Regions from separate parts of the Homo sapiens genome. Here all the other regions are linked to region 4. A link is a contact called in ENCODE Hi-C or POLR2A ChIA-PET data. All regions are on one chromosome and are shown on one strand. Each heading gives the region's core, a stretch centred on a gene start or an enhancer-like site at or near the end of the contact. The rest is flanking DNA. Distances are from core to core; before and after follow the strand shown. Region 1 holds the start of TJAP1 (tight junction associated protein 1). Region 2 holds the start of USP49 (ubiquitin specific peptidase 49). Region 3 holds the start of CCND3 (cyclin D3). Region 4 holds the start of TBCC (tubulin folding cofactor C). Region 5 has its middle 25 kb from the start of TAF8. Region 6 holds the start of TAF8 (TATA-box binding protein associated factor 8). Region 7 holds the start of GTPBP2 (GTP binding protein 2).

The links. A loop is a pair of places that touch in the nucleus more often than their neighbours do. ChIA-PET counts read pairs that join two places held with the same protein, here RNA polymerase II (POLR2A). Pooled maps may share reads with other maps.
Region 1: a loop to region 4 is called in a pooled map, with 19 times the contacts of the local background. The contact joins the promoter of TJAP1 here to the promoter of TBCC in region 4. A Hi-C loop is called at or near these places in 8 of 50 pooled maps. POLR2A ChIA-PET finds 5 or more read pairs at or near these places in 3 of 52 experiments (B cell, activated naive CD8-positive, alpha-beta T cell and naive thymus-derived CD8-positive, alpha-beta T cell).
Region 2: a map of naive thymus-derived CD4-positive, alpha-beta T cell shows a loop between it and region 4 (7-fold over the local background). The contact joins the promoter of USP49 here to the promoter of TBCC in region 4. A Hi-C loop is called at or near these places in 1 of 168 maps with a recorded cell type or tissue (naive thymus-derived CD4-positive, alpha-beta T cell), 1 of 37 single-sample maps with no recorded cell type and 9 of 50 pooled maps. POLR2A ChIA-PET finds 5 or more read pairs at or near these places in 2 of 52 experiments (B cell and activated naive CD8-positive, alpha-beta T cell).
Region 3: a pooled map shows a loop between it and region 4 (10-fold over the local background). The contact joins the promoter of CCND3 here to the promoter of TBCC in region 4. A Hi-C loop is called at or near these places in 1 of 37 single-sample maps with no recorded cell type and 8 of 50 pooled maps. POLR2A ChIA-PET finds 5 or more read pairs at or near these places in 3 of 52 experiments (GM12878, T-cell and activated CD4-positive, alpha-beta T cell).
Region 5: a loop to region 4 is called in a map of OCI-LY7, with 4 times the contacts of the local background. The contact joins the enhancer-like site here to the promoter of TBCC in region 4. A Hi-C loop is called at or near these places in 1 of 168 maps with a recorded cell type or tissue (OCI-LY7) and 3 of 50 pooled maps. POLR2A ChIA-PET finds 5 or more read pairs at or near these places in 2 of 52 experiments (MCF 10A and OCI-LY7).
Region 6: a loop to region 4 is called in a map of naive thymus-derived CD4-positive, alpha-beta T cell, with 7 times the contacts of the local background. The contact joins the promoter of TAF8 here to the promoter of TBCC in region 4. A Hi-C loop is called at or near these places in 1 of 168 maps with a recorded cell type or tissue (naive thymus-derived CD4-positive, alpha-beta T cell), 2 of 37 single-sample maps with no recorded cell type and 12 of 50 pooled maps. POLR2A ChIA-PET finds 5 or more read pairs at or near these places in 6 of 52 experiments (CD4-positive, alpha-beta T cell, HEK293, MCF 10A and 2 more).
Region 7: a map of naive thymus-derived CD4-positive, alpha-beta T cell shows a loop between it and region 4 (38-fold over the local background). The contact joins the promoter of GTPBP2 here to the promoter of TBCC in region 4. A Hi-C loop is called at or near these places in 1 of 168 maps with a recorded cell type or tissue (naive thymus-derived CD4-positive, alpha-beta T cell), 1 of 37 single-sample maps with no recorded cell type and 12 of 50 pooled maps. POLR2A ChIA-PET finds 5 or more read pairs at or near these places in 5 of 52 experiments (BJ, H1, HCT116 and 2 more).

What each region holds. Positions count from the first base shown.
Region 1 is chr6:43,476,142-43,478,841 of GRCh38, forward strand. TJAP1 (tight junction associated protein 1) reads left to right here and starts at 1,429. Exons shown (of 11, transcript NM_001350562.2): 1 at 1,429-1,487; 2 at 1,946-2,091. RefSeq lists an enhancer at 1,779-2,572.
Region 2 is chr6:41,894,105-41,896,804 of GRCh38, forward strand. It overlaps USP49 (ubiquitin specific peptidase 49), which reads right to left and starts at 1,271. Exons shown (of 8, transcript NM_001286554.2): 1 at 1,220-1,271. RefSeq lists enhancers at 30-544, 1,479-1,668 and silencers at 1,109-1,348, 1,137-1,429.
Region 3 is chr6:41,940,358-41,943,057 of GRCh38, forward strand. CCND3 (cyclin D3) reads right to left here and starts at 1,451. Exons shown (of 5, transcript NM_001760.5): 1 at 1,095-1,451; 2 at 13-228. The coding sequence starts at 1,292. RefSeq lists enhancers at 510-639, 682-1,633 and a silencer at 1,150-1,599.
Region 4 is chr6:42,744,845-42,747,544 of GRCh38, forward strand. TBCC (tubulin folding cofactor C) reads right to left here and starts at 1,259. Exons shown (of 1, transcript NM_003192.3): 1 at 1-1,259. The coding sequence starts at 1,229. The coding sequence ends at 189. It also overlaps a transcript of BICRAL not described here. RefSeq lists enhancers at 748-907, 968-1,047, 1,078-1,287, 1,352-2,315 and a silencer at 2,258-2,317.
Region 5 is chr6:42,024,272-42,026,971 of GRCh38, forward strand. It overlaps a transcript of CCND3 not described here. Among named protein-coding and RNA genes, the nearest start is that of TAF8, 25 kb to the right of the region's middle. Within about 2 kb of position 1,305, at least 8 of the 41 ENCODE cell types and tissues checked have a DNase peak (open chromatin) inside an H3K27ac peak, as active enhancers do; they include OCI-LY7, where a contact is called at or near this core.
Region 6 is chr6:42,049,273-42,051,972 of GRCh38, forward strand. It overlaps TAF8 (TATA-box binding protein associated factor 8), which reads left to right and starts at 1,252. Exons shown (of 9, transcript NM_138572.3): 1 at 1,252-1,314; 2 at 2,085-2,241. The coding sequence starts at 1,270. It also overlaps a transcript of CCND3 not described here. RefSeq lists enhancers at 875-1,426, 1,208-1,757, 1,427-1,978.
Region 7 is chr6:43,627,972-43,630,671 of GRCh38, forward strand. It overlaps GTPBP2 (GTP binding protein 2), which reads right to left and starts at 1,293. Exons shown (of 12, transcript NM_019096.5): 1 at 1,006-1,293. The coding sequence starts at 1,191. It also overlaps a transcript of MAD2L1BP not described here. RefSeq lists silencers at 1,003-1,082, 1,103-1,242 and enhancers at 1,303-1,482, 2,103-2,322.

The DNA.
Region 1 (2,700 bases), core at 179-2,678, 730 kb after region 4:
TTTACTGGCCGGTGCAGTGGCTCACACCTGTAATCTCAGCACTTTGGGAGGCTGAGGCAGGTGGATCACTTGAGGTCAGGAGTTCGAGACCAGCCTGGCCAACATGGTGGAATGGTGGAACTCCCATCTCTACTAAAAATACAAAAAATTAGCTGGCATGCGCCTGTAATCCCAGCTACACAGGAAACTGAGGTGGGAGAATCACTTGAACCCGGGAGGCGGAGGTTGCAGTGAGCCGAGATCGCACCACTACACTCCAGCCTGGGCAACAGAGTGAGACCCTGTCTCAAAAATTAATTAATTAATTAAACAAACAGAATAAAAAAAATCTATTGAATACCTACTATGCCAGGCATTGTTTTAGACACTGGGGATACTGTGATGAGCAAGAAAACATCCCAGACCTCTGGAGTTTGCTTTGTAGTGGGGAGATGATCAATAAACAATAAATATTTAATATAATGTCAGATAATGATAAGTACTATGAATGAAAACATTAAAGCAGGGTAAAGGAGAATAGGGATGCTGATTTAGATTGAGTGGCCAAGGAAGGCTTCTCTAAAGTGATGACACTTGAGCAAAGACACAAATGAGAGTCAATATTTGGAGGAAGAACATTCCAGGTATGGGGAATAGCAAATTTAGAGACCCTGAGGCAGAAATATGCTTAATGCATTGGAGGAAAACATGCCATTTATTCATTAGGCAATTATTGTGTGCCAAGCACCTGCTAGGGAGTATGAAGATGCAATCAAACATAGTTTTTGCCCTGAAGAAGCAGCAGGGCAAAAGTGGTATAACATGTAAATAAATAATTACACTGCACGGGACAGCTACAGTAAAGCTATGTACAAGTTGCTAGTGATGCCCAGCAAAAGGAGCACTAAAGGGAAATCTTTCTGGGGGAGGTGACATTTTAGCTGATGGTTTGAAGGAATAGGAGGAATTGATGATGCAAAGGAGGAGGAGAGAGATTAGACATCTTAAGGCCCGATGTCCTGAAAACAAAGGACAATTTGGGAACCTGAAGTTCCCAGGAGAGGCAAAAAATGAGGCTGATGAAGGTGGAAGAGCCTGGATCATGCGGATCTTTGAATGCCAAACTGAAAAGCTGGTTTTATTCTCTGGATGACGGGGAACCAGTAGCACGATTCTCTCTCCCACTGTATCTTTGAGATGTGTTCCCCTATTCTTTTTTTTTTTTTTTTTCTTTCAGTACTGGATTCTTTCCCCGCTTCCCGCTATTGCCCTGCTCCTGACACCTCCTTCCTTCTGTGGCCAGTCCTCCAATCCCTGCTTTCAGGAGAGCCCCATTTTTCACCATCACCTACCTAGTGTCCCACCTCCCCAACCCGAGGCCCCGCCCCCATGGCCCCGCCTCAGATGACGCGACACGCCAAGTGCGTGGGGATTCCCGCGGCCCTGGCCACTACCCGGCCTGCCCCGCGGCAAGATGGCGGCCTGAACGCAGCTGGCAGCGGCGGAAAGTTTGTTGTGGGGTTGGAGTAGTCGGGCGGGGAAGCCAGAGTTGGGGAGGATTGCGGGGGCCCTAGCCTGTAGTAGGGGCGAAGGGGGTACTGGCTCCAGGGTTGAAAAGAGGAGATGGAATGGAGTAAGGTCCGAGGCGGAGAGGAAAAAAAGGAGCTGGGGCGGACCGGGGCCCTAGGGTCCAGTGGCAGCCCTAGGGGAGGGGGATTTGGGGGCGGGGCAGCCAGAAGTAGGTGTTGTGCAGGCCCTGGAGAAGCAGAGTCACAAGTTGGAGGAAAATTTCTTAGCCGCGAATAAAGAAGCCTGGAGCGTGGGATAGAGGCCCGACTGTATCTGGCCGGCCAGAGGGGAAAGGGATCTTTCTAGTAGAGTGGGATAGTGAGGAAGAGAGATCTGGAGGATGCCGGGCAGATCTGCTAAGGAGGGAACTAAAGCCAGTCAAATGACCCTCTTCTAGGCTTAGATCAGCCTTTCCACAGCTGTTAGCAGCATCTGCCCCAATTTCAGCTGAAGATTCAGGTGCCCCAGGGACTGGAAGAAATTACAGTGCCTACTTGGAAAGAAGAAGAGATAGCGACTTGCCCCAGTCCAACCCCAGAGCGGGTAAGGTGGCTTCCAGTGACAGGTTTCTGGCTGGCATGCTCCCTGGGAGGAGGATGCATGGGCTTAGAGTGATGCCAAGAAACATTTGGTCTGAAAAGGGCTCACTTTTATAGAGTTTGTCCTTTGTCTGAGGTCCTTAAGTTAGTGTTTGGCGTAGATTGCAGGCTGACTTTTGAGAGTTGGTGTAGAATTAAGCCTTGTGTGCCTTCACCTATGCAAGTAAACCTGGACAGAGGCCTAGAGACCAGGCCGAAGGATGTTAACACATCCCTGTCACAAGCAGTTTCCTACATGCTCATTGTTTCTGCTTCAATATCCCCATCACTTCTTCACTTTGGCGTCCTGCCTGGAAGTGGAGATTTGTGGGTGACAGATGGTGGGGAGTCACGAGAAAACAAATTCTGATCGTGTTCACTGACCATTTAGGTACCTGCTGTCACTGACTCCTGAATTCATTCTCGCTGTGTGTCTACTTTTGCTTTTTTGGTAAGAAGGGCTCATTAGTGTTCCTCTGGGGATGTGGATTTTGGTGGGGGTATCAGAGGTGAGGGAAAGGCAGGTTGGGATTAGAGAGAAAAAATGTAGATCAGTTTCTGGTAAGAGATCAAG
Region 2 (2,700 bases), core at 21-2,520, 850 kb before region 4:
CTCTTAGCCCCCTCTCTTCCCTTACTCCCCATCTCATCCTTTAAATTCTGGGGCCCATCTCTTCCTGCTCCTCTCACCATTTGCTTTTAGCCCTGTCTCTTTACCTCACTGTTTTCACCTTGGATCTTGCTGAACCTCTTCAATTAACGTAATTACCCAGTTATCCTTGTCCCAGATGGCCATCACTTCTTACACCCTAACTCTAGTCTCCTTTCAGCTCTTCTGGTCCCAGAATCGTCCTACAGACACCCATCTCTTATCTGTTTCCTTTCGCCCTTCCACCACACTCTTATTCCTGACTCCACCTGGTTCCAGTCCAGGTCTCATTTGCCCTCCCTCACTTTACAGAATTTACATCCATCGCCCACCCACTAACCCATTCCTTTCTCAGAACCTCGCCAGCAGTTCCCACCACACCGTTGGTCCCAGTCCTTCAGCTCATCTCGCTCCGCACTAGTTCACACCCTCGTCACGTCTGGCTCTTAATCACTCTCTCTTTCCTACTCCCAACTATTACCCCAGCTCTGCCCCTCCTTGTCTTCCACTTCCAACACTTACCCCGGTACCCCTCACCCCAACACCACCCGCTACGAAGATTTCCCCTTCAAACCCCTGCTCTTACACCTAACCCCAGGATCCCTTTCCCCAGCCCTAACCTCATTCCCTGCCCGGCTTCCTTAACGCCCACCCTGGCTTTTGCCTCCTTCCTATCTCCTTGGCTGGCTTTTTCTCACTCCTCCTCTCCCTGGCTTCTAACCCTTTCTCCCCTTAATCCTCCTCATCTCATTCTCAACCCGGTTCCCCTCATCGCCTCCAAGCCTTCCTTTCCCTCTCCCTTCAACGCTTTTGCCCCAACCCAGCCGTCGCCCACCCCGCCAAAATAAGGCGCCCGCGCGCCCCGACTCCCGGCTCTCGCCTCCCGCCGCCCCCGCCCCGGGCGCCCCCAGCCCGCCGGCGCCGCGGTCCCGCCCCCTGCCGCCGCTCCTCCCGCCCGCGAGGCGCGCGCTGCCTTTGTCGCCCCTCACCCGGTGTGTGAGGATTTTGCTTCTTTAAAGGGGAGGGCTAGTGAGCCGGAGACTCCTATCCCCGCCTCCGAGTCTTAGAATGGGCTCCCTGGCCGTCGCGGCCTCCCCGGCCCCCGTTCCCCCTACCCCCTGGAGCTACCCACTTTGCTGCCTCCCCACCTCCTCCGTCCCCTCCCCCGGCCCCCTCTATTTACCGCCATCATCAGCACGCGCGAGCTGTCACCAGGGCGCGAGACAACCGAACACGGCCCCGCCCCCTGCCCGTCTATTGGCCCGCCCGCTGGAGCCCCGCCCCTCAGGCCCTGCATTGCGCCAACGGCGCAGCGCTGGGCCGCGACCCCGGCACCGGCACCCGTTCCGAGGGTTCGCGCCGCAGGCGCAAAGTTTAGGGTCAGCCACAAACGCGCGGCCGCTTTGAGCCTGGCGTAAGGGGCGGCGGCGTAGGGGGACGTTGTGAATAGCTGGTCGAAGTTTGGTTGAAGCACAGGAGGGTAAATAAGAAGGTTTCCAGACAAAGAGACTCTTAAAGGTACAGACTCTTATGTCTGTCCCTCCTCCTTAAAGGGCCAGAGACGCTCCCGAGCCCATCTCCGCCCCCTTCTTCCCGGGGAACTGTAAAGGTATTTTACATGAGTTTCCCATACTCTTTTCGGTTCACCTTTAACACCTCTCCCCACTGCGAAGGACAAAGGCTTTCTCACTATCCCGTCCGTATGTTTTGTTTTATTCTGTTAAAAGACGTTATTTCTGTGTTGTTCCTAAAGCAGCAGCCCTCAAACCGTGGGGTTTCCGGAGGCAGCGTTTGCAAAAGTTACTATTGGCTCCCAGGCGGGTGAGCACGTGTCTGGCTTTTGCCACAGATGACCCAAGAGAGATTCAGCTGTTTTATGGAAATCCCCCACAAGTTAGAGGATCGCTGCCGGAACTGAAGAAGTTCAGCAGATTGTAAGGCTTGGGAAATAAACCAGACTGACTTGGTAGTGGTCCATTGGGAAACAGAACAGCACCTAAGCTACAAAAGGCTTAGGTTAAGCAGTCTCCTAGGTGCACTGTCTTGAAACTACTTGCGGGGTGGTAGTGGGGGGAGGGGATGGGAGTCTCCCAAAATAAGATCAACAATTTCAACACCCAACACATAGCTAAGGCAGATAAAGACTTACATTTAAATATAAGGACAAGTAAAAGAAACAGACATTAGCTATAGTAGTGGCTCAAGTTACACACCTGTAAACAGGAGAACTAGGTAAGCACAAAAAAAAAAAAAAGAACACCACACACAATAGGAAGGGGGAAACTACAATGCCTGGACCAAGCGCTGTGTAGGCAATTTATTAACAACTTGCACTTTTAAAAGAGGTTTGATAGAAGGAGAGGAAGTGGAGTGTTTCAATTTGGTTTGGTCGGGATTTATCATGAGGTTCAAGGCCTCAGAGTTAGATTCAGAATTTAGCTCTCCCTTTGTCGTCCATCACAGTTAACATAATTCTTTTTAAGGAATTCTTAACATTATAACTCTAATTATATGTCTTATTCCCTTACTCAACAATCCCCAAGAAAATTCTTGGAGAAGAAAGATTGTTACTTATTCAATGTTAGTTCCATAACAAGGTGCTTTTGCTGAGTGAAGAATTTGGGAGCCACTTAAAACTTCCAATGGAAGGGATGCTCCCAGAAT
Region 3 (2,700 bases), core at 201-2,700, 800 kb before region 4:
TTACACACGCACCCGCAACTGGCGGGGAGAGACAGCGTGGTCGGTGTAGATGCACAGTTTTTCGATGGTCAGGGGCGTGGTCTCGCGCAGCTTGGAGGCCAGCAGCATGCAGACCGCACCCAGGAGCTGCAACTGCGCCTTTCGGGTGGGGACGCAAGACAGGTAGCGATCCAGGTAGTTCATGGCCAGGGGGAAGACTTCCTCCTCACAGCGCTGCTCCTCACATACCTGGGGGAGGGCGCACAGTCACTGCTGGGTCTGGAGCGTGGGGAACACAGCAGCGGGGGGGTGGGAGCGCTGAAGTGAGGTGGGATAGGGAGCAAAAACGGCAGAGAGGGTAAGCTACTTAGAGAGACAAGGACCAATAAAGGAGGAGGATGCGCCCTCCCCAAGGTGACGCCCCCCACTTCCTCTGCGCGGCCTCCTCCCCTCTCCCCTTGACGGGGGAGTGGTAAAGCCAAGGAGCCCTTGCTCACGGAGGATTCCAAACGGAGACTCCCCTCCCCCACAGCGAGGGGAAGTGGGACGCAAGGGTCACCCATGGTAGCCAGAGAGCTGGGACCTCACCCCCATCACCGCCACCACTGCACACACCCGAGGGGAAGGGAGGAGGCTCCTGCCGCTGCCTCCTGCACTTTTCATTTCCCTGTCGGCCGGAACAGGGCGCGCGCCACCCCCATCGCCTTCCCCGCCAGAACCCCGCGAAAGACACAGGAACCGGCTCCCGGGCGGGGGCGGCCGAGCCCAGGGTTTTCCAGGCGCGCTCTCCGGAGAAGGCCGGGAGGCGGAGGGAAGCGGGAGACGCTGTGAGAAGCCGAAGGGGAGAGAGTGTCCTTGGTCCCGTTTGCTCGGCCCGAAGAGAGGCACAGTTAGGGTGCCAAGTGACTGGCAGTCACTGTCGGGAGGAGCCGATTAGGGCTCGGGAAAGCAAGGGAGGCAGCTGGCGTGGGTGCCCTAGTGAAAGGCCAGGCCCCGGGAGTCTTAGCCTCGGAGCATCCTGCAGATTGCTGTGGGGACCGGGATGTCCCGACAGGGCGGCCCCGGTGTGTCCAGACCCGGGAGCGGTGGGGGAGGGGGACGCGTCCGGGCGGTACCTCCAGCATCCAGTAAGCCAGCATCTTCCGCATGTGCGGCTTGATCTCCCGCTGCACGCACTGGAAGTAGGAGGCGCGGGGTACGTAGCGCTCCTCCAGGCGGAGCAGGCTCTGCAGGACACGCTGGTCCCCCAGCAGCCGCGGGTCCGGCCCGGCCCGGGGCGCGTGCCGGGTGCCTTCGCAACACAGCAGCTCCATACTCGGGCAGCGAACAGGCAGGGCGGGAGTGCGGGCTCGCGAGTCCCAAGGCAGGCGACGGGCCGGAGAGCGCGGGGCGCGGGTCTGGCGCTGGCGCTGGCACTGCGCGGCGGATCCCCAGCCCGCCCGCCGCCCGCGCGCGCGCGCCGCTTCCCTGACAGGCGCCCCGCCCCTCGCGACGATGTAGCAACCGTGGAATGCTCGGACGTCGCAACGCTCCGAGGGGCGGGGCTGCGGCGCCCCGGACGGAAAGGGTTGGCTGAGCGCTCTCCCCTCCCTCCCGCGGCCCCATTGGGCCGCTGAGCGCAAGCCGGCCGGCTTCCGGGCACTCCAGGCCCTCTGGACCACCGGGTGCAGAGAACTTTCTAGGAGGTGGGCCTCCTACCCACCCACGGGCCCTCCCATTTTGCTTCTCGGACTCTAGTCACCCAGGAAACAATTTTTCTCCAAAGGTCATTCATTCACTTATTCATTCGTCAAACCCTACTTCACCGGCTGCTTGCTCTAAGGAATGCGATAAATAATGTCAGAGCTAGTTCTTAGTGAACGCTGCTCGAAAGCCTCACGATGTAATGACTCACTACATCTTCACGAAAACTCGGAAACCGAGGCAACTGTCATTCAGTTGGTCCGTGGCAGAGCTAGGATTGGGAAGCTGGCCTTCTTGCTGCAGATTCTGTGTTCTACACCATTGCTAGTTAAACTGTGATCCCAGACCTGTCCCGTGCGTGGTCATCGCCTGGGAGCTGGTTAGAAATGCAGACTCTCAGGCCCACCCCTAACCTGAATCAGAATCTGCATTTTAACTAGATTTCTGTGCACTTTAAAGTATGAGAGCTTTAGTCTAAGTCAGCATATAACAGAACGGAAAGGCCATGGAGTCATGGCCTCACCTTGTTAAGTTGCTTGCCTAGGTTTGGACAAGCCCCTAAAGTCGGCCTTAGTTTCTGTTTGGAGAAACTGTGGACGGAGAAACTAGATTCTCATTGAATCAGTTTCTTGCACAGACTCTGTGAGATCTACCGGTTGCATTTCTTCCACCTCCCAAACTTTTGGTTACTTTGTAGTTTTACCGGAAGCTAGATTCCACTTGACGAAGAGGCCGAAAAAGACCTCCAATAATGCTCCAAATGGGAGGAGGCCATGAGGATCCCTGCCCTACTGGGGTCCTCCTGACTTAGGAGACACTAAGGAAGTGTCTAACCATTTTCTGTTAATTATTCTTTTTTTTTTTTTTTTTTTTTTTTGAGACGAAGTCTCACTCTGTTGCTCAAGCTGGAGTGCAGTGGTGCGATCTGGGCTCACTGCAACCTCCACCTCCCGGGTTCAAGCAATTCCCGAGTAGCTGGGACTACAGGCACGCACCACCATGCCTGACTAATTTTTGTATTTTTCGTAGAGATGGGGT
Region 4 (2,700 bases), core at 9-2,508:
AAAAATGCTTTAGTGTTATACCTGTTACGAATTTAATGGAAATTACAAGTAGGAGCCCATTACAATCTCTAGCCTTAAAATGCTGAAAACATACACAGTGTGACAATAAGTAAACTTCGAGACCCAATAAGGGGGAAAGTCCAACGTGGAAAGTATTTGGTAGGAGTGAAGAACAGAGTGACAACTGCTTAGTCCCACTGGATATTTCGCTCCTCTTCAGGAAGAATACTCCAGTTTGGGGAGGCCATATCCCGGGCCAGCCAGTTAAAATCGTCAACATCGTTCCAGTTATTTTTGCTCCTATCTAAACCAGAGCTCTCGAAGTCCTTGTCGATCTCCGGGTAGCTCCAGGTGTAAGGGGCGAACTGGATCCCACTGCAGTCCTCCACGATGGCCCTGCTGGTCACCTGCAGGAAGATGCGGGTGTCTTTCGTACTGTGTATGCGGAGCTGTTGGCAGGCCACTGCCAGCACGCAGTCACTGCAGTCCTCCAGGAAAACAGAGGTAGACACCGGACCGCAGAGCAGCTTGCAGCTGTGGGCCTTGGTTAGCCGCAGGGTGTTGGGATTTCCATACAGTCTGACCGTGCAGTTGCTCAGTTCGGTCAAAAGAACGTCGCGCTGGTGCAACTCGCTGGCTCTCTTCTCCAAGACTTGGGACTCCAGGTTGGAGAAACCGCAGACCCAGCTGGGGCCGAGGTCTCCTTCCGCCTTCTTGGGCAGCGGGGAGTCCTGTATGCTTTCAACTGCCGGGGGGATGCCAGGAGCCGCGTCTACTTTGGTAGACGAAGCAGCATCCTTTCCCCGGGTCTTGAAAGCGAAACGCTTCTTGGGCTGCAGCCCCCGGCGCCGCTCGGCCAAGGCCGCCTGCAGCCGCGCCAGCGCCTCTTGTCCCTGCCGCAGGTCGTAAGCGGCTAGGAAAAAAACTGAGTCGTTGATTAGTTTCTGCAGCCCCTGGAGCCGAGAGGCCGCCTCCTCCAGCCGCTCGACCGACTCCGCGCGCTCCAGAAGCTCTTCCACGGCCGCTCGCTCCCGAACAAAGGTGGCGACGAAAAAGTGGCTGTTCTCCTTCTCTACCTCCTGGTTCTGCCGCTTTTGTTTCCGCCTTTCAACTTCCAGCTGCCGTTCTTGTTCGCGTCTCTGAAGCCGCTCAGGCACCAGGCTCAGGTCCCGCTGGGACTCCATGTCTCCGGTCCTGACAGCAGCAGCGGAGCAACTGACGGACTCCATATTGGCTTCAAGCTTCCTCTCTCTTGTCTTCCTTCCTCCGGGCGCGCTGTCCGTGAGGCCTCCCACCAACGCGTCCGGTGATTGGCCTAACATGATGATGTCAGATCCCCGGCCTTATTTTCTTCGCCTATTGGTTCCTCTGCGTCGGAGGGGGCGGGGAGATGGGGCGGGGCCGACTGACTATGGGGGTGGGAAGACAAAGGTTCTTGTGGATGGGTGGGGTGGGAGGCAGGCGGGGGAATCTTTTTTTTCCTCTTAAAGGGGCAGGACTTATATCCGGGATTGTGGGGTGAGTTGCAGCAGCGGCAGCTGCACATGTGGGTTTGTTTATAAGAACAAGGTTAGAAACTCGCAGGCCTCCCCCTCCCCCCAGCTCCTCCCTACTACCCCCTTACAGGCCGGAGATCCGCTACTAGGGGTGTGGGTGGGAGGGATGAGTGCGTGTGGTGGGTTGGGGGGACAGGTAGTGGTGAGAAAGATGGAGCGGGGGGGAATATTGCACCGCCTGGCCCGCGCCGGAGGAAGCAGCAGCTGGAACAGCTGGCTGGGGAGCCGCTTGCATGCCTCCGGTTTTTTCTTTTCCCTTCCACCACCCCTTCCCCCAACCCATTTCTGCCTCCCCGTAGCCCTCATCCTTACCGCCCCCCTCCCCCCTATCCACTGCAGTTCGGCGCGGCCTGGGGGCTCCTGGATCCCCGCAGGCAGTTACTAGGGCAGGAGAAGGCAAGGGGCACTGCGATGGGAGAGACTGGGTTCCTCACTGCAACCTGGTTCGAGGGGCCCTGGGGGAGTCCATAAAAGGATTACTATTTTTTTGGCCAATTGCTGCAGTCGGAGGGGTGGGGGCGGGGGAAGGTGAGATCCACACCCCCTTCCTCTTTCTTCCCTGCCCTCCCCGAGCTCGGTCCCGGCCACTCCCTCCGCAGCTGGGCGTCGCCGGCCGCGCTGGGGTGAGACCCTAGCCCCGGGCTCCGTGGCTCTCTGGGGCGGTCGGTCTTAGGAAAGCGGTGGGAGAAGCGGTACATTATTTCTAGGGGTGGTGGGAGGGATTTGTCACCGGAAGTGAATGGCCTAGCCTAAAGTCGGGACCAACCCGAGGTGTGGGTGGGCAGCCAAGACGGCGCAGTCACTGGCAAAAACCCGAGGCAGCGGGCAGGGCGAGAACCCGAGACGCAGCCGCTGCCCGGGCGCGGCAGCCTCGCATGCTTCGCTCAGATCTGCGGAGCTCCCGAACCTCTTTAACCCTGCCCGCCCTTCCAACCCTAGGTTTCCTCCTTATATCCCCAGTTCCCAGCCTCCATCGTTTAAATTGGGGTATTTAACGACCCAAGAAACTTGAAATTTCACCGATCTACCTGCATTTTGATGCAGAGAAAGATGGGAGGAAACGCGAACCATTGAATTAAATCTGAGTTAAAACTGATCTCCCATTTTCACGCCCCACTCTCTTCCTTTCCTTCCCACTTAAAAC
Region 5 (2,700 bases), core at 55-2,554, 720 kb before region 4:
GGGCACCTGTAGTCTCAGCTACTTGGGAGGCTAAGGCAGGAGAATGGCATGAACCCAGGAGGCGGAGCTTGTAGTGAGCGGAGATCACGCCACTGCATTGCAGCCTGGGTGACAGAGCAAGACTCAGTCTCAAAAAAAAAAAATAATAATAATTCACCCTGATAACACAGCTGGTGTGTGGAAGAGGCAGAGGGGTTTATGCGCCTCCAGTGACATGGAAGGAGAACCTGCATCTTGTGAGGATCTCAGTCCACCCTCAGTGATGAGGAGGGTCCCTCTCCTTAGCCATGCCACTGGCACTGTTCAGTAGCAGGAAAGCATGAAGTGACATTGCGAGGCTGGGGCCACTCAGAAGTCCAGGCAAGCAGGGCAGGCATGGTGGCTCACGCTTGTAATTCCACCATTTTGGGAGGCTGAGACAGGTGAATCACCTGAGGGTAGGAGTTTGACACCAGCCTGGCCAACATGGTGAAACCCTGTCTCTACTAAAAATACAAAATTAAGGGGCCGGGCGCAGTGGCTCATGCCTGTAATCCCAGCACTTTGGGAGGCTGAGGAGGGCAGATCACCTGAGGTCAGGAGTTCGAGACCAGCCTGACTAATAGAGAGAAACCCCGTCTCTCCTAAAAATACAAAATTAGCCCAGTGTGGTGGTGCACACCTGTAATCCTAGCTACGTGGGAGGCTGAGGCAGGAGAATCGCTCGAACCCAGGAGGTGGAGGTTGCAGTGAGACGAGATCATGCCACTGCACTCCAGCTTGGGTGACAAAGTGAGACTCCATCTCAAAAAATAAAGTCAAATAAAATAAAATAAAAAAGAAATCCAGGGAGGAAAGCAGGGCCTGCATGAGGCCATGCCTTGGGGAATAAAGTGAGAGTGACCCATGCACGCAGGCAGACAGAAGGTCTGGGATCTAACTGTGAGAGGAAACAGGGAGCCTGACAGCTCTCCGAGCAGGCCAGGGCAGGGGGACCTCTCTTCCAGCAAGGCCAAGAGGGGCCCAGGAAGCCAAGCCCCAGGGAGAAGTCTGAGAGACCAAGGCCTCACAGAGGAAGTGTCTCCACAGAGATTTCCAATTGCCACGCCACCTTCTTTCCTGGAGCAAAGAGGTGCAGTTGGTGAACTAGGGCCACGGGTAATGGGAAGAATGGGAAGGAGAGATCCCATCCAACCTGGAACACTGGAGGGACAGCTAGAGTTGGAGGAGGGGTGAGTGAAGACATCTCCCCTCAGCTCACAGAAGAAGTCACACACCTCACCAAACTGAGAAAAATCAGATTCCACGCCTGGTGTGAGAGGGAAGTGAAACCGCACCTCCAATGCTCCACTGCCCTCCCCTCCGGCACTCTGGCCCATCCTGCACCCCGGCCGCCCCACGATGGCGGGCTCAGAGGTGAGGGCCTATCAGATGCATTCATGGGCTCCCTTAGGGCCTTTTGGGCTCTGAGTCACAAGGGTGGCTCTCTCAGAGCTGTGATGGCCTGGTCTCTCCTCCCCAGGGAGGCAGAAAGGGAACCAGGGAAAACAAGGCTTATAAGCTACAGAGGTAAGGGACTGTGCCCATCTTGTTCTTTCCTTTTTCACACACACGGAACATGGTACCCGGTGTATCCATGGTAAGCACTTAATAAACAGACACTGAGCGGATGAGTGAATTAATGAGTGAGTGAATGAATGAGTCAGCACTGGACCCACAAGGCTGCCTGTCAGCCTCTAGCCACATGGAGATTCCCACCTCCAGAGAAGAGCTCTACTACGTATGTTCCCCAAACTCCCTGTCAGCTAAATGTGACCTGTGACCAACTGGTGATCAAAGGGATAAGCTATCTGTCAATTGTTAGGTCTCGTTTGAAAATAAACCTCTTTTTCCCCTATTTTTGACAAACCTTGACCTCCCTGCCTCGACCCTGCTCACATTACATTTGACCTTCTCAACGACCTCTCTAAGGGATGGAGACATGACCCTCCTCTACCTCATCAGAGAACAGCACAGACCCTCTCCCCCCGCCGCCCCCCTGCCAAGGGGAAAATATGGTGCTCCTCAATGAACCTCACCCTGATCCTACAGGGTGCTCCTGGAAGAAGGGCTCCATGATGACCTCCAAGGGGCCTCTGGTCAAGGCGAAGGAGAATCAGACCCTCCACCTTTGACCAGAGGGGAGGGAGTCCAGCGTGAGGGCATTAGCCAAGGGGGTTCTGGTCCCTCTGCTCTAGGCCCCTCACAAAAAGAAGTCCAGCTGGGAACATTTTTCTCCCAGCAGGTCCCCATAGGAAAGCCATCCTCACCCACATGACACAGGCTCCCCATACCCTTCTCATCTAGATCTCATGGCAAAGATTGCCAACTGTCCCCTAAAATCCACTTTCCCTTCTTGTACCTTTGGTACTAGAAGCTCCACTATGTATGTTCCCCAAACTCCCTGTCAGCTAAGTGTGGCATGTGATCAGCTGGTGACCAAAGGGATGTCATCTGGCAACTTTGAGGTCATGCTCTGAAAAGGAAGGGCAGTGCCTTTTCTTTCTCGTCACTTTCCTCCCTCCCCACTGGCTGGCTGACGGACCCAGCAGCCATGGTGGGATGCCATCTCCCACACGCAAGGGCACAGGAGGGGCTTGGGCCCTCAACACCACCAAGGGGTCAGATCACCCACCCGGATCTGTATGGGAGAAATTTCCATTTTGCTAAGCCACTCTTGTT
Region 6 (2,700 bases), core at 2-2,501, 700 kb before region 4:
GTGATCCACCCGCCTCGGCCTCTCAAAGTGCTGGGATTACAGGCGAGAGCCACCGCGCCCGGCCGATTTCTTGACTCTTACTACACGTCAGGCACTGTGACAGACTCTTTCTGTGTATCATCTCATCTTTCCCCCAGCTTTACAGAAGAGGAAACTGAGACACACTGAGGATTAAGGTCAAGTGCCCGAAGTACCATAGCTGGCTAGTGTTAGGATCCAAGCCCAGAATCTGCGTCCTGCCAGGCACCTGCAAATGGGGACGAACACGGCGCAGCTAGAGGGGCTGACAGGCTAGGGAGAAAACCACTGGTAGCCGCGGGCACCCCACGCCCTGGGAGTGAGGCGGCAAGGGACAAGTCTCCCGCCCCCTAGACTTGCCTCGCAAATACTTGCGGGTCGAGGGCGCGAAGGCAGCAGGATGCAGCGATAGACTTGGACTAGGTGGTCCAGGCTCTACTTCCAAGTGGGCCATTGACAGGCGGGGCGGCCCTCAGCACAAAATCACCAGGCTGGATGCTCCAGGGTTTCCCAACATTACTCGCTCAGAAGAATCATCTGGGGAGCTCCTTAATGAGAAAGATTCCCAAGCCCCTCTTCCAGAGAGTGAAGTCACTGGGATTGGGCTGGGCCCAGCCAGGTGTTACTAATAATAAGACAAGTTTGGAAAACCCTGCGAGTGTAGATGATCTCCTGGTATGCTCTTTATAAGAACCGATTTTCATATTAAAATAGGTTTCTTTTAACTCAGTGAAACCGGGCGCGTTTTCCTGGCCCACAACCAAGCCACTGAAGGCCCCAGAACACTTCACTCTCAAAAGGTCACGTGAGGCTGGCGCGGTAGCTCACGCCTGTAATCCCAGCACCTTGTGAGGCCGAGGCCGCGGACTGCTTGAGCTTAGGTGTTCGAGACCAGCCTGGCCAACATGGCGAAACTCGGTCTCTACTAAAAATACAAAAACTAGCGGGGCGTGGTGGTGCCCGCCTGTAATCCCAGCTACTCCGGAGGCTGAGGCGGGAGGATCGCTTGAGCCTGGGAGGTGGAGGTTGCAGTGAACCGAGATCGCGCCATTGCACTCTAGCCTGTGAAACGGAGCAAGACTCTGTATCCAAAAAAAAAAAAAAAAAGTCACGTGAGCCGGGGTCACCGGAGGCGTCCCCCAACCGACTGGGCTTCGGAAAACCAAGGGGCGCACGCCGCCCCGCCCCGCCCCGCCCCGCGACTACAAGTCCCATCGCGCCCCGCGCTCGCGCACACTACGCCAGAACAAGATGGCCGACGCGGCGGCCACAGCTGGGGCCGGTGGCTCCGGAACGGTAAGGGCAGGAAGCGCGGGCTCGGAGCCGAGAGAGTTTGGGTATCCTGCAACTTTCCCCTCGACTGAGCAACAAGATAATGCCCAGAAATTCAGCCCCATCATGAGCTCCGACTGGCGGAGGGTGTTTTCAGGCCGTAGGCGCCCCCTCCTTGGGACTTGGCTGCGGCCTCCGGAGTTGGCGGACCTGTGTCTTGATTGGCTCGTTCGCTGTTGGGGGTTGGGAGCCCGGAACACCCCCGATTGGTCTGAAGATGCCGTTTTCGCCTTCTTATTGGCCGGCCAAAGTTGAAAGGCATTCCCGTTTCAAAATATTTAGCTTTCTTACTTTTTTGTGCTTTTATCTTTTGCCCTCCTCTCCTCGCGGTCACCTCTTGTTACTGTTTTCATTTTCCCTTTCAATGAAATGGTGTGAAGATGGGAGGCACAAGAGAGGGATCCTGTTTTTTCTGCGGGACACGTCTTAATCCCATCATGCGTGTTTCTTCAGCTATGTATTCTAATAATCTGCTAAAGTAGAAAGTAAAAGACCTGCTATTTTATCTCATTGGGACTGTACGTTTTAGGTAAGCGGAGAAGTGGTCTCTGTATTTAAAGCACCTTGGGTGCTCAATTTTTACTCAGTTGGCCAAGATCTGTAAATCTAAACATTAAGCACTGATTTTTAAAATAAAATTATTTAGTAAAATAACTTTGCTTGCCGTTGACCACGTATGAACTATGTGATTGCATCCTTCTCCTGTGGATGAAAATCTCTCTGCTGATTCACAGAGATCGGGAAGTAAACAGTCCACTAACCCTGCCGATAACTATCATCTGGCCCGGAGGAGAACCCTGCAGGTGGTTGTGAGCTCCTTGCTGACAGAGGCAGGGTTTGAGAGTGCCGAGAAAGCATCCGTGGAAACGCTGACAGAGATGCTGCAGAGCTGTGAGTACATGGAAACACTTGGCCTTGGAGTCAACCCCAACATCAGTTCTGTGCCCTGCTTTGTGATAGTGTTTGAGAGGATTTAAGAAACAAACTTTTTTCTTAAGAGGGGAGAAAAAAAATTTTTTTTAATGTAAAAAGTTGAGAAAAGAAAACAGCACAATGGGCCGAGCGTGGTGGCTCACGCCTGTAATCCCAGTACTTTAGGAGGCTGAGGCGGGTGGATCACCTGAAGTCAGGAGTTCAAGACCAGCCTGGCCAACGTGGCGAAACCCCGTCTCTACTAAAAAACACACAAAAAAATTAGCTGGGCGTGGTGGCAGGTGTCTATAATCCCAGCCACTCGGGAGACTGAGGCAGGAGAATCGCTTGAATCTGGGAGGCAGAGGTTACAGTGAACTGAGATCGCACCACTGCACTCCAGCCTGTGAGGCTCCATCTCCAACAACAACAACAAAA
Region 7 (2,700 bases), core at 43-2,542, 880 kb after region 4:
GTTCCCAAAGTGAGGTCCTGGGACCAGCAGCATTAGTATCACACGGGAACTTATAAGAAATGCAAATTCTCAGGCCCATCCTCACTAGTAAGAAAGAATCAGAAATTCTAGGCTGGGCACGGAGGCTCACGCCTGCAATCCCAGCACTTTGGGAGGCCGAGGCGGGTGGATCACCTGAGGTCAGGAGTTTGAGACCAGCCTGGCCAACATGGTGAAACCCCATCTCTACTAAAAATACAAAAATTATCTGGGCGTGGTGGCGGGCACCTGTAATGCCAGCTACTCGGGAGGCTGCAGCAGAAGAATCGCTTGAGAACCCGGGAGGCCGAGGTTGCAGTGAGCTGAGATAGCCCTACAGCACTCCAGCCTGGGTAACAGAGACTCCGTCTCAAAAAAAATAAATAAATAAATAATAAAAAAATAAAATTGGCCAGGCGTTGGGGGCCAGCAATCCGGGTGATTCGATACATGCCAAAGTTTGATAACCACTGGCTTAGGCTGTGTGTGTGTGTGTGTGTGTGTGTGTGTGTGTGTAGTGAACATACTGCTCTTTTCCCGAGTACTGTGTGTGTGTCCGTGTGGAACATATTGCTCTTTTCCCGGGTACTCCCCTTCTCCCTGTGGAACAAGTTTAGAAGAAGTGGTGGTTACTGTCTGCCTCTCGTCCCAGGATGCAGTCTCTCTTGCCCTATGGCGGCACACGCAGTTGGTCGGGGTGCTCTTCCTGGGATCCCCTTTCTCTACTTCTCTCCTGGGGTAATCTAGATCAGAAGGGGGAGTCCTCCCTCTCCACTCTTCCTCCCTGAGGTCCTGTCACCTGAGAGTCCAGTCTCTGCCCTTCCTCCCTGGGGTCCCGGGACCTGAAAGAGGTGTTCTCCTCCCGTGCCCCTCCTCCCTGGGGTCTCGACACCGGAAGGGGAGATTAATTATCTGGGTCCCGCCTCCCTAGAGTCCTGGGCCGGAAAGAGTGGCTTCTTCCCGCCCTACCACTTCTCAGGTGCTCACCTCGGGGGGCAAATACGGGGGGTTGTTGGCTTTGCCCCCTCTGTTCCTTCCGTTCTTCTTCTTTCCCTTTGGCCCCCCGCAGCCGCTGCTGCTGCCGGCCCCCCTAGCCTTGAGGGTTCCGCCCACGGCCGGGCCCCCTCCGGGCCGGCAGCAGCCGCCGAACAGCTCCGATACCCGCGAGTCCATCCGCCGCTGCCGCCAGCCCCCCGCCCGGCCCCTCCCCCGACCGCCGCCGCCGTCGCCGCCGCCCTTACTGCCACTGCCGTGTCCGGCCGGCCTGAGCAGAGTGGGGTGGGGCTCTGCACAAGCTACGCCCCCCACCTCCCTGGCCTCCGGGTCGCGTCAGAAACAGCCGCGGGGCACCACGGGATATAGAGTCCCCAGGCCTGGGAATTCACTTAAATGACACGTCGCCGCCCTACAACTCCCAGGAGGCATCGCGGCGCAAGTGGCCGCGGGAGTCGTCGGAGGCGTGGGGAAGGAGCGCGCCTTGGCGCGCAAAGGCTTAAGGGAGCTGTAGTCTGACTTCCAGTCCTCGCGCTATGTTCTTTTTCTAGGACTTGGGGGGAATTTAGAGCCTCGAGGCCTGGGGTGGGGACGCGAGGACACCAGCGTAGAAGAGCTTACATCAGAATCGAGCTTTGTGGGCGCTCCGGGATTTGGCCCTTTAGCGCGGATCCTAGACAACAGGTTTTGGACCTCGAGAGCTGCAGAACTGAGGCTACTGGTGCCGCCAGCCTGCTGGCTCCGCCTCTGCCTCAGTTTCTTCCCCTATGGCCCGCGTGCCGCTGGGGTGAGTCAGGGCGAACGCCAGGGCGGAGGCGGATGGTGATTAGCCAAATTACGGCTGTTATTGTTGGGATGATTATGCTACCTTTACATAGTAGTCACTGCTTTATTACCAGGCTGGCACCGTCCAGGGGCTGGTTTTAATAACCGGAGGCACCGCGGTGGCCCCGACACGAGACCCGAACCCGTAAACCAGCTTCCTCCCCGAAGGCTGCAAGCATACCCAAAGCGAGTATTCCTCCTCCCCTTTGTTTTGAAGCAGAACCAATCGGGAAGAACTGAGTTTGGTTTTAAACGGCCAAGACTGTAGGAGGGGCCTGGCCCCTACTTCGGGCGGGGCTAGGGCTCGGGTTACACCAACCACCACGAGGGCGGGGCAGTGGCCGGGAATAGAAACTTGGCCTAGGGCCACAGGGGATTTTTGGCTTTTGACTCTCTTGTGAAGCAATCTCCAGCTCTTTAGTGCTGTTGCACTCTACAGAGTACATACATTCAGCGACATAAGCCAGTGCACAGAACACAGAAAGGCAGGGTGGAAAAGCAGTTATGTTGCTGAGCTGCGAGTCAGGACGCTAGGGCTCAATTCACAGCCGCATGGCTGTCTCATGACTCAGACCACTCACAGTGTGTCCACTTCTCCCCTCTTCTCGAACTGCGAGGTGCTCATACACGGTCAAGAAATTAAACAACTCAGCCGGGTGCGGTGCCTCACGCCTGTAAATCACAGCACTTTGGGAGGCCAAGGAGTGTGCGGATCACCTGAAGTCAGGTGTTCGAGACCAGCCTGGCCAACACAGCGAAACCCCGTCTCTACTAAAAATACAAAAATTAGCTGGGCGTGGTGGCGCATGCCTGTAATCCCGGCTGCTCGCGAGGCTGAGGCAGGAGAATCGCTTGAACCCGGGA